3 separate regions of the Homo sapiens genome follow, and regions 1 and 3 are each linked to region 2. A link is an interaction called in ENCODE POLR2A ChIA-PET data of the cell type or tissue named here. Cell type or tissue: OCI-LY7. All regions are shown on one strand. Region 1 has its middle 47 kb from the start of TGIF1. Region 2 has its middle 30 kb from the start of LINC01895. Region 3 has its middle 27 kb from the start of GAPLINC.

What was found. Peaks named below come from ENCODE experiments on the same cell type or tissue, not always from the same donor. Only the 100,000 strongest peaks of a DNase experiment are listed, where the experiment ranks them.
Region 1: POLR2A ChIA-PET joins it to region 2 with 7 read pairs; 4 of 35 experiments call an interaction of 5 or more read pairs at or near these places.
Region 3: POLR2A ChIA-PET joins it to region 2 with 5 read pairs; 1 of 35 experiments calls an interaction of 5 or more read pairs at or near these places.

What each region holds. Positions count from the first base shown.
Region 1 is chr18:3,401,683-3,404,182 of GRCh38, reverse strand. No RefSeq gene overlaps it. Among named protein-coding and RNA genes, the nearest start is that of TGIF1, 47 kb to the left of the region's middle. In OCI-LY7, no CTCF peak of the experiment used is centred here; DNase peaks (open chromatin) are centred at 992, 2,092 and 2,382; H3K4me3 peaks cover 1,762 bases; H3K27ac peaks cover 2,039 bases.
Region 2 is chr18:3,319,061-3,321,560 of GRCh38, reverse strand. No RefSeq gene overlaps it. Among named protein-coding and RNA genes, the nearest start is that of LINC01895, 30 kb to the left of the region's middle. In OCI-LY7, no CTCF peak of the experiment used is centred here; DNase peaks (open chromatin) are centred at 250 and 1,370; H3K4me3 peaks cover 1,047 bases; H3K27ac peaks cover 1,986 bases.
Region 3 is chr18:3,492,100-3,494,599 of GRCh38, reverse strand. No RefSeq gene overlaps it. Among named protein-coding and RNA genes, the nearest start is that of GAPLINC, 27 kb to the right of the region's middle. In OCI-LY7, no CTCF peak of the experiment used is centred here; a DNase peak (open chromatin) is centred at 989; H3K4me3 peaks cover 1,591 bases; H3K27ac peaks cover 2,011 bases.

The DNA of each region.
Region 1 (2,500 bases), 83 kb before region 2:
GCATATAATTAAAGGGATAAACTTTTTATAGGGAGTTTTCATCCACCACATCTCTTGTGTGGGACACTTCCTTTCCAGAGTGTTCTTTAAACCAGGGGACTAGAGTTTCTTTGACTGAACAGAACTGTAGAGCACATAAATAAAATGGTTGTCTATTTCCCATTAACTATGAATAATTCATTTTTTTATCATTACTGACAAAAATGTTACTGAACATCCAGGTCACTAGAAGTTCAGATTTATAGATACTATTTTTTTTTTAATTATTGAAAAGAAAAAAAAGCTTTTAATTTCCTTGACCACATAAAATAATATTAACGGACTACTTAAATGAGCTCATATATACAGGTTGTAAATTAGTATTTTTTGAGAAACTATGTGTCCCATAACTTTCATATATTCACCAATCACCAATTGATGCCTTCAACAATCTTTTTTTTTTTTTTTTTTTTTTTTGAGATGGAGTCTTGCTATGTTGCTCAGGTTGGTCTCTAACTCATGGGCTCAAATTATCCTCCTGCCTCAGCCTCCTGAATAGCTGGGATTACAGGCATGCACCACCATGCCTGTATCTTATGAAGATCTTATTTCTATCATGTTGCTGAGGAAATCGGCTACCCTAATTACCCTGTGTAAAGTCACATAGGAAAGAATTGACTGGGTTGGGGTTAATTTCCATTTCTGCTGGACCCCAAAGCCTATGCCCTTTGTACTATGTCATAGACACAAAGACAGGTGGGTACATCTGTTCCCATCTGTTTTTATTCCCCAGGGTTGTGATAGCAAAATATCACAGCTGGGTGGCTTCAGAACACAGGAATTTATCATCTCATACTTCTGGAGGCTGGAAGTCTGAAATTAATGCGTTGGTAGGGCCATGCTCTCTCAAAAGCTCTAGGGAGAATCTGTGCATGCCTTTCTCTTAGTTTCTGGTGTCACAAGCAGTGCTTGGCTTGTAGCTGCATAACTCTAATCACTACCTCTGTGGTCACATGGTCACATGACATTCTTCCTGTGTGTGTCTGTCTTCACATGGTTATCATCCTGTACCAATCATAGTGGATTAGGAGGCCTCCCCATTCCAGTATGATCTCATGTTAACTAATTAGATCTTCAATGATCCTATTTCCAAATAAGGTCACATTCTGAGGTTCTGGAGATTAGGATTTCAACATATGTTTTTTGAGGGGACCCAGTTCAACCACCACACCATCTTAATTGGGTTTCCTTGTCTAAAAGGACTCGATTTCAATCACTTACTGATGAATAAATGTATGATTAGCTAAAAATTCTCAAAATTAACTCATATAAATACCTACACAATTTCCTAAAAGGAGAGTAAAATTCCTTTTGAAGGAAACCTGATGTTTTCATCTTGAATCTGTATTGGAATCATGTCATTGAAATATTTCACACTAGTGGATGGTTTTTATTTTGAGTTAAAATATTGCAAAGATTAAAATGTACCCAGGAGTTACTGTCATCACATTAGAAGTAACAGAATCACATTCATTCCTAAAAAGCATAGTCTCACAGACAAGTAGTTTTAGAGTATTAAAACAATGCATCATGATAAAAACTAGATCTTTTTAGAATGTAAAGATTTCTTTGGAGTACTTCACTCTTTGTAGAATCTGAAGAAAAACAATAACTAAAATCAGTGTGGAGTTCACCTCAGTGCTGAGTTTAATTATTGTCTTGCAAATATTTACAATACTATTGTTTTATTGCAGATGGCTCTTCCAGAAATGTCAAACTGCCCATTATGACTGGATGTACCTACTGTATACTAATATTTTCTTTCTGTTAATAGATAGCAGTTATTTCAAATATACAAACAGGATTATTTCATGTATGTAAATAATTACAGACTGTTTTTTGTTACTCAGATATCTACTGTATTCCTTATAAAAATGAATGTCAATAGAACCTGAATTCCCCGGGTCGAAACAGTGATCTCTCTGGGCTATAGCACAGGGCCCCTCTCAGATGTCTAAAACCATTAGGAGTGACAAAGCTGTACTTTCAAAAAGGCACATATTTACATATGGCTTGAATAAATAATTTTCCCTCTAGTTGCAGTTCTGTTACTTGTATGGTTTCATTTCCCTTCACTTACTATCAATCACTGTCCCCCATCACCCACAAAGACAGTCTGAGTATAAGGTAATATCATTTTCTGGTTATATACATTTCTCTTCTAAGATTCAGGATATATGGTAGTTCATGTATTTAACAAAAGTAACCTGAATGTTCCCCGGGTCCTCCAGCTTTCAACATGCTTGTGGGCATATGTATGAACTTGGGTGTGTGTATGTGGCCAAGGGAACACGTCTATTTAAAGCCTATACAAAGCAGCTGAAACTCCCACCCTACTTGTCTGCAGCAAGTCCAATTTCCTCCACAGCCGTTTCTGAGTCTCCTTCAAGGTAGGTGAGGGTTGCTTCTCTTTTTGACATTTTCTTTTTTTTTTTTTCTTTTTGAGACAGAGTCTCATTCT
Region 2 (2,500 bases):
AATTCATTTAGATCCCAGTATTAGAGAATCATTTCCTGAAAAATGTCATACATTATATGTATTAAGCAATGGCCTCAAAGTTAGTCATTGTTTTTCACTGAATAATTTTGAAGTGGCTTAAATGCATGGGAACTAACAATCCCCTTCAAACTGAGGTTACTGCTGGTGGCCAGACACCCCTCAGATTCATGGGTGATTCAATGCACCTGCAAAGTGCAGTGTAGCATTTCGGTCCACAGTTGTGTTCACGGAACACACGTGTGAGCTGTCAGGCAGCTCAGGGCATTGCATGAAGGTAACTAGAAACACAATTTCCACCTCTTTTTAAACTAGTGTAGTTCAAACCTTCCCTCATTTTTAAGTTCTTTTTTATTGAGGTGTAACTTACATTCAGTAATGTGCCAAGTCCTATGTGTTCAGGTCAATAAATTTTTACAAACACACACACATGTGCACAACCCCCTATAGCCACCACCCAGATCAAACACCCAGGGGGCTTCCTCAGGCCACCTCTTATCAATTTCCCACAAAGGTAACCATTATTCTGGCCTTTAACACCAAAAGTTCATTTTCAAGCCTTCACTATTAAAAAACAACATCAACAACAAAAAACAAGCAACTAATGGCATGGGATCGTAGGCTGGATAAGGAAGGGCAGCCAAGAGTGTTTTAATCAATTTTATTTAAAAAAAAAAAAAGCAAAACTCTGTTACTATCTTTTAACTTATCGTCCTTGCTCACTGTGTTCTTTTAAAATATAACTGTGTGAAAGATCTTAGATTTAATACATCTCTTTTAAAGGAGAATTTTTCTAGACTTCTCTTTTTATGGTTTATTTGTGCCTGAACTTTTGGCATGCTCTAGAGATCAGAGAAAGCCTAACGACGCGGAAGGAGGAACATAATTTCAGAAGGACATTGATTTTCTTTTTTAGTCTTAAGTTCAATTTTCATACCTGTTCTATTTCTCACTGCTTTGACTCTGGACCAACACTTAGCTCTAAATATTCACCAACGTGTGTGCATACTATTGCAGAATATACATATTGAAATATTATTGTTTATTATTTAATGCTTTAGAATAACTGCAGGAAGATTGCATAGTTTCAGCATAGAGATTTCAGGGAGGAAGCAGGTTCTGAAATGGATTTTGTTTAAAGTGTGGGGGTAATTACTCTGGAGTCCCAAAGCAGCAACTTAAAGGATGCTGAAATTGGACCTGAGTGCAAAGGGAGTGTCTGGTATGGAACATCAGTGTACTGGGGGTGGGGGTAGTTCCTGATTGGGTGCAACCCAACCCAGAGTTCAGCATCTGGCCATCAGCTGACCTAATGTGACCCTTCCTACCAAGAGTAGATGCCCTCTGCTTACATCTGTTGGGACTGAGAACACTCCAACACCCTTTCAGCTGTGCTGAAGGAAGCTAACAACTTTCAAGAGGCTGGAGGTGGCAGTGGCAAACCCAGCTCTGTCCCCTACAGACAGTAGCCCTGTACCCTACAGACAGTAACCCTGTCCCCAGACACTTAAAGTCAGAGAGCTAAGACTTCAATAGAAAAGCTTACAAAACAACTGGATGCAATCTTCATGCAGCATCATAGTGAACAGTAAAGATCAGATTCATGGCTGATCCGGTATAAAACTGTAAAAGCACTCTTCTCTATACGTTCAAAACGTGGAAGCAAAACTGATCATTGATATTTATTTAAAACCTTGATTGTCCCGCCATGCCACATACTTTTCCTTTAGACTACTCTCTACAAGTATTTTCTGACGCTATTTAACAACAAATACAAACATACTGAGAGTGGTGAAAGAAAATAGGAGTGCTCTTAATTAGAGGTAAAACCACAAGCTGACACAAAATGATATTTTGCTCTAGAAATGAGAATTAAGAGGTGGGAGACTGATGCTGCTGTCTTTTCAGATGGAGCCCCGGGGGGGCCGTGGCTGGCCTGGAGCTGGGGTGGCAGAGTCTCTCTCCTGGTTTTGCTCTCACAGAGCGTGACATCTCCCTGGAGCAAGGTGGGACCACTGCTGAGCTCACATCAGTCACTGTACTTCCTAGGAAGTTTTCTGATACAACGTCATTTCCTGTAAGTTGGGATTTTTGCACACAGGACAAAACAAAGATGACAGCTCATCTCTCTTGACCCTGGTAGGTATTTAAGTGAAAACCGGAATCAATGATACATTGCCCTGGGATTTATATTTTTCTGGAAAAAGAAAAGAACAATCTCTGCCTACATCTGCATACCCAAAAGATGGATATAAAATGAAAGCCTCCCCTACTCCAAAAGGGAAGCAAAAGAGTGTTAATGAAAATCAAATGACCAAGGTCATTGACCATGTTATAGTACATCTGAGTGATGCAGAGGGGTAGTAGAGGTGATAGGAAACAGACACACACAAAGGGGAAGCTGCAATTTTGTCTTCCTTTCAGGAATGCGGGCAAGAAAGTGAGTAAGCAATATATGACAGTTCTCCGGACCTGTTAGGTT
Region 3 (2,500 bases), 170 kb before region 2:
TCTACTCTCCAAAAAAAAAAAAAGTGTAATTTAGGTTTTATATAGAAATTGAACAAAATTGTTTGTTCCGAAAATGACTTTTCTTTTTATATCTTTGAAATCCACCCCTTGAGAATATAAACTGATTTTGCTTTAAATAAATGACATCTTAAAAATCAAAGCGTCTGAATGTGTTCATTCTCGAATGCCATTGATACTAAAGGGTGCTGAAATTTACCTTGGGTTTGCTCAATAGGTTGTTTGACTTGCAGCTGCTAAGCCAAGATCGAATCAACTCATTTTGCAAACAAACTAGTGGCCCTGTCTGAAAACCCTCTCTCAGCTCTAATTCAATTACCAGCGCAAGTTTACTTACAGTGACTGTAAGTCACTCATCCTCTCCCATAAAGCATAGAGATGGGAAATAGCGTGCTACCCCCTAGTCGTATGCTGTCCTCTGGGTTTGCTGCTGGTCCAGGAAGGCGTCATCAGAAAATCACAGGAATGTGAAGCTCCAGTGTGATTCCTGATTCCTGTGTCTCGACTTAGACAGCCAAGGGATTATTCCAATAGGTCTTCTTTGTAAATGAGCACAGGCCTCAACTTAGAGAAAATGGCTGAGAGCAAGCAAACATTTTCATAAATGCCAGCTCAAGCTCTACCACGCAGCTGATTGAACTGTTGCTATTCATGGGGCAGAATATTTTCACTAGTGCTGATTATGATTGCCACGTTCCCTCTTCACACTTCTTGTCTGTCTTCTTGAAGAAGTAGGTGCTAATTTCATCTGGAAACTTGATCGATAAATTAGTGTTATTAGCAAGCTTCTTTTGAGATCTCAATGAAGAGGTTCTTCAGTTGAAAAACTCTTCCTTTCACTTTGGAAAAGGGGAAGTCGGAGCAAATAGAGCCTGCGTTTTCTCTTCTGTTACTGAGGGGGAAAATGCATTCTTCCTGTTGACTCTACAAGGAGATTATAAGCAACAATTTCAGATTTCTGTAGTCTTAAATCCAGATGCTTTTACTGCTTGTGAGGACCAATGCTCTACAAATAAAAACCATTCCAGCATAGCTACCCTTCAGAGATTTGCATATATAGTTGTCAGTTGATGAACACTTCCTTCTTTCTCTGAGCAATTTCAATTATGAAAAGTAAGCAGGAACATTTAAGGAGCTGGAAGATACAATAGTTGTCCCCATAAGGTATTGTCGAAGAAACATCTCCCCAGGTTTCAATAAAAATATTCTACTCTGTGTGTGTGTGTGTGTGTGTGTGTGTGTGTGTGTGTGTCTTAGGGAATAAACACTTGCTATATGAAAATGTGTACTGCTATATGTGACATTTTTTAAAAATACCAGATTTGTCACACCATTTCCTTTCTAGAATAAAATCTAATATGCTTTATAACCTCAGCCAATATGATGTTTGTCTGTAATTCCCAAGTGAGAGAAGAAGCAAATTTCACAGACAGAACTTGAGCAAAAGTGAAAAGGGGATAGTTTAAATCATTTACCCTTAGATTCCTTTCCTGTTTGGTTTAATTTAACATATTTCTTGAGAAGCCCCTCCTCCTCAACATGCTCCTGGAAAAAAGTCCTGCTTCCTTTACTGAGGAGGGGTTTAACTTTTCTCTTCTCTGCAGCCTGGCCGCTGGCCGGAGCAATACCTGGGAGGTCTTGGTGAGCCTGGCACTTCCAACATTGAGTTTGGCAAACATGAAAACAACTCAAGGGCTCCTGAACTTTTCCTCAACATTAGTCAAGCAAGGAAATGAGTCTGGAATGACTGAAGAGGGATCCTTTCCAAGGAGCTGGTGCCTGTGTGTCTAGTTTTGAGTTAATGCACCAGGGATACCTTGACCAGCAGGTTGTTCAAAATGAAATCCAGGGCATCTTGCAGAGAGAGTGAAAACTGATCAATAGTTTGGAACATTGGAACAGTGGAGAGGGGTTGGCACAGGAAAATGGGGATTTCCAAAATGAATTCAAGTGAGGGTTAATCACTTCGTCAATAATGGTGATGTGGGGAATGATTATTTAGATAATTCTGGGTAATTCTGCAGACAAAGAAAGAAAGAAAGGAAAACACTCTACCAGGGAGGACCTAAGATGTTTTGGCATCAGCCTATTCAAGGACCATCAGTGGCTAAACTCATCATGTTCTCAAGGGCACTTCATTTGAAGATAGAGTGAGGCCAATGACCAACTATTCTTCTAGCAAAGACAACACATTAGAATTGAGTTAAATATTCAACTGAGAGAATTTGGGTTAAATATTAAAGAAATGCTTACCTAAAAGAAAATACCAGGTCTCAACAGCCATGAGAAACTCAATATACCTCCTGAGATAAGTCCTTCTGACAGAACCATGTCACCGGGAGGAGCCTCATTAAGAGGGCAGGTCTTCCATGCCTATTAAGTATTTGTCTGTTGGATGGTAGATGCATAAAAGACAGGGTTCCCTACTCCATGATCCCTGTTGGCTTCAGCCCAAAGTAGTGATTCCCCAGTAACTCCAGAG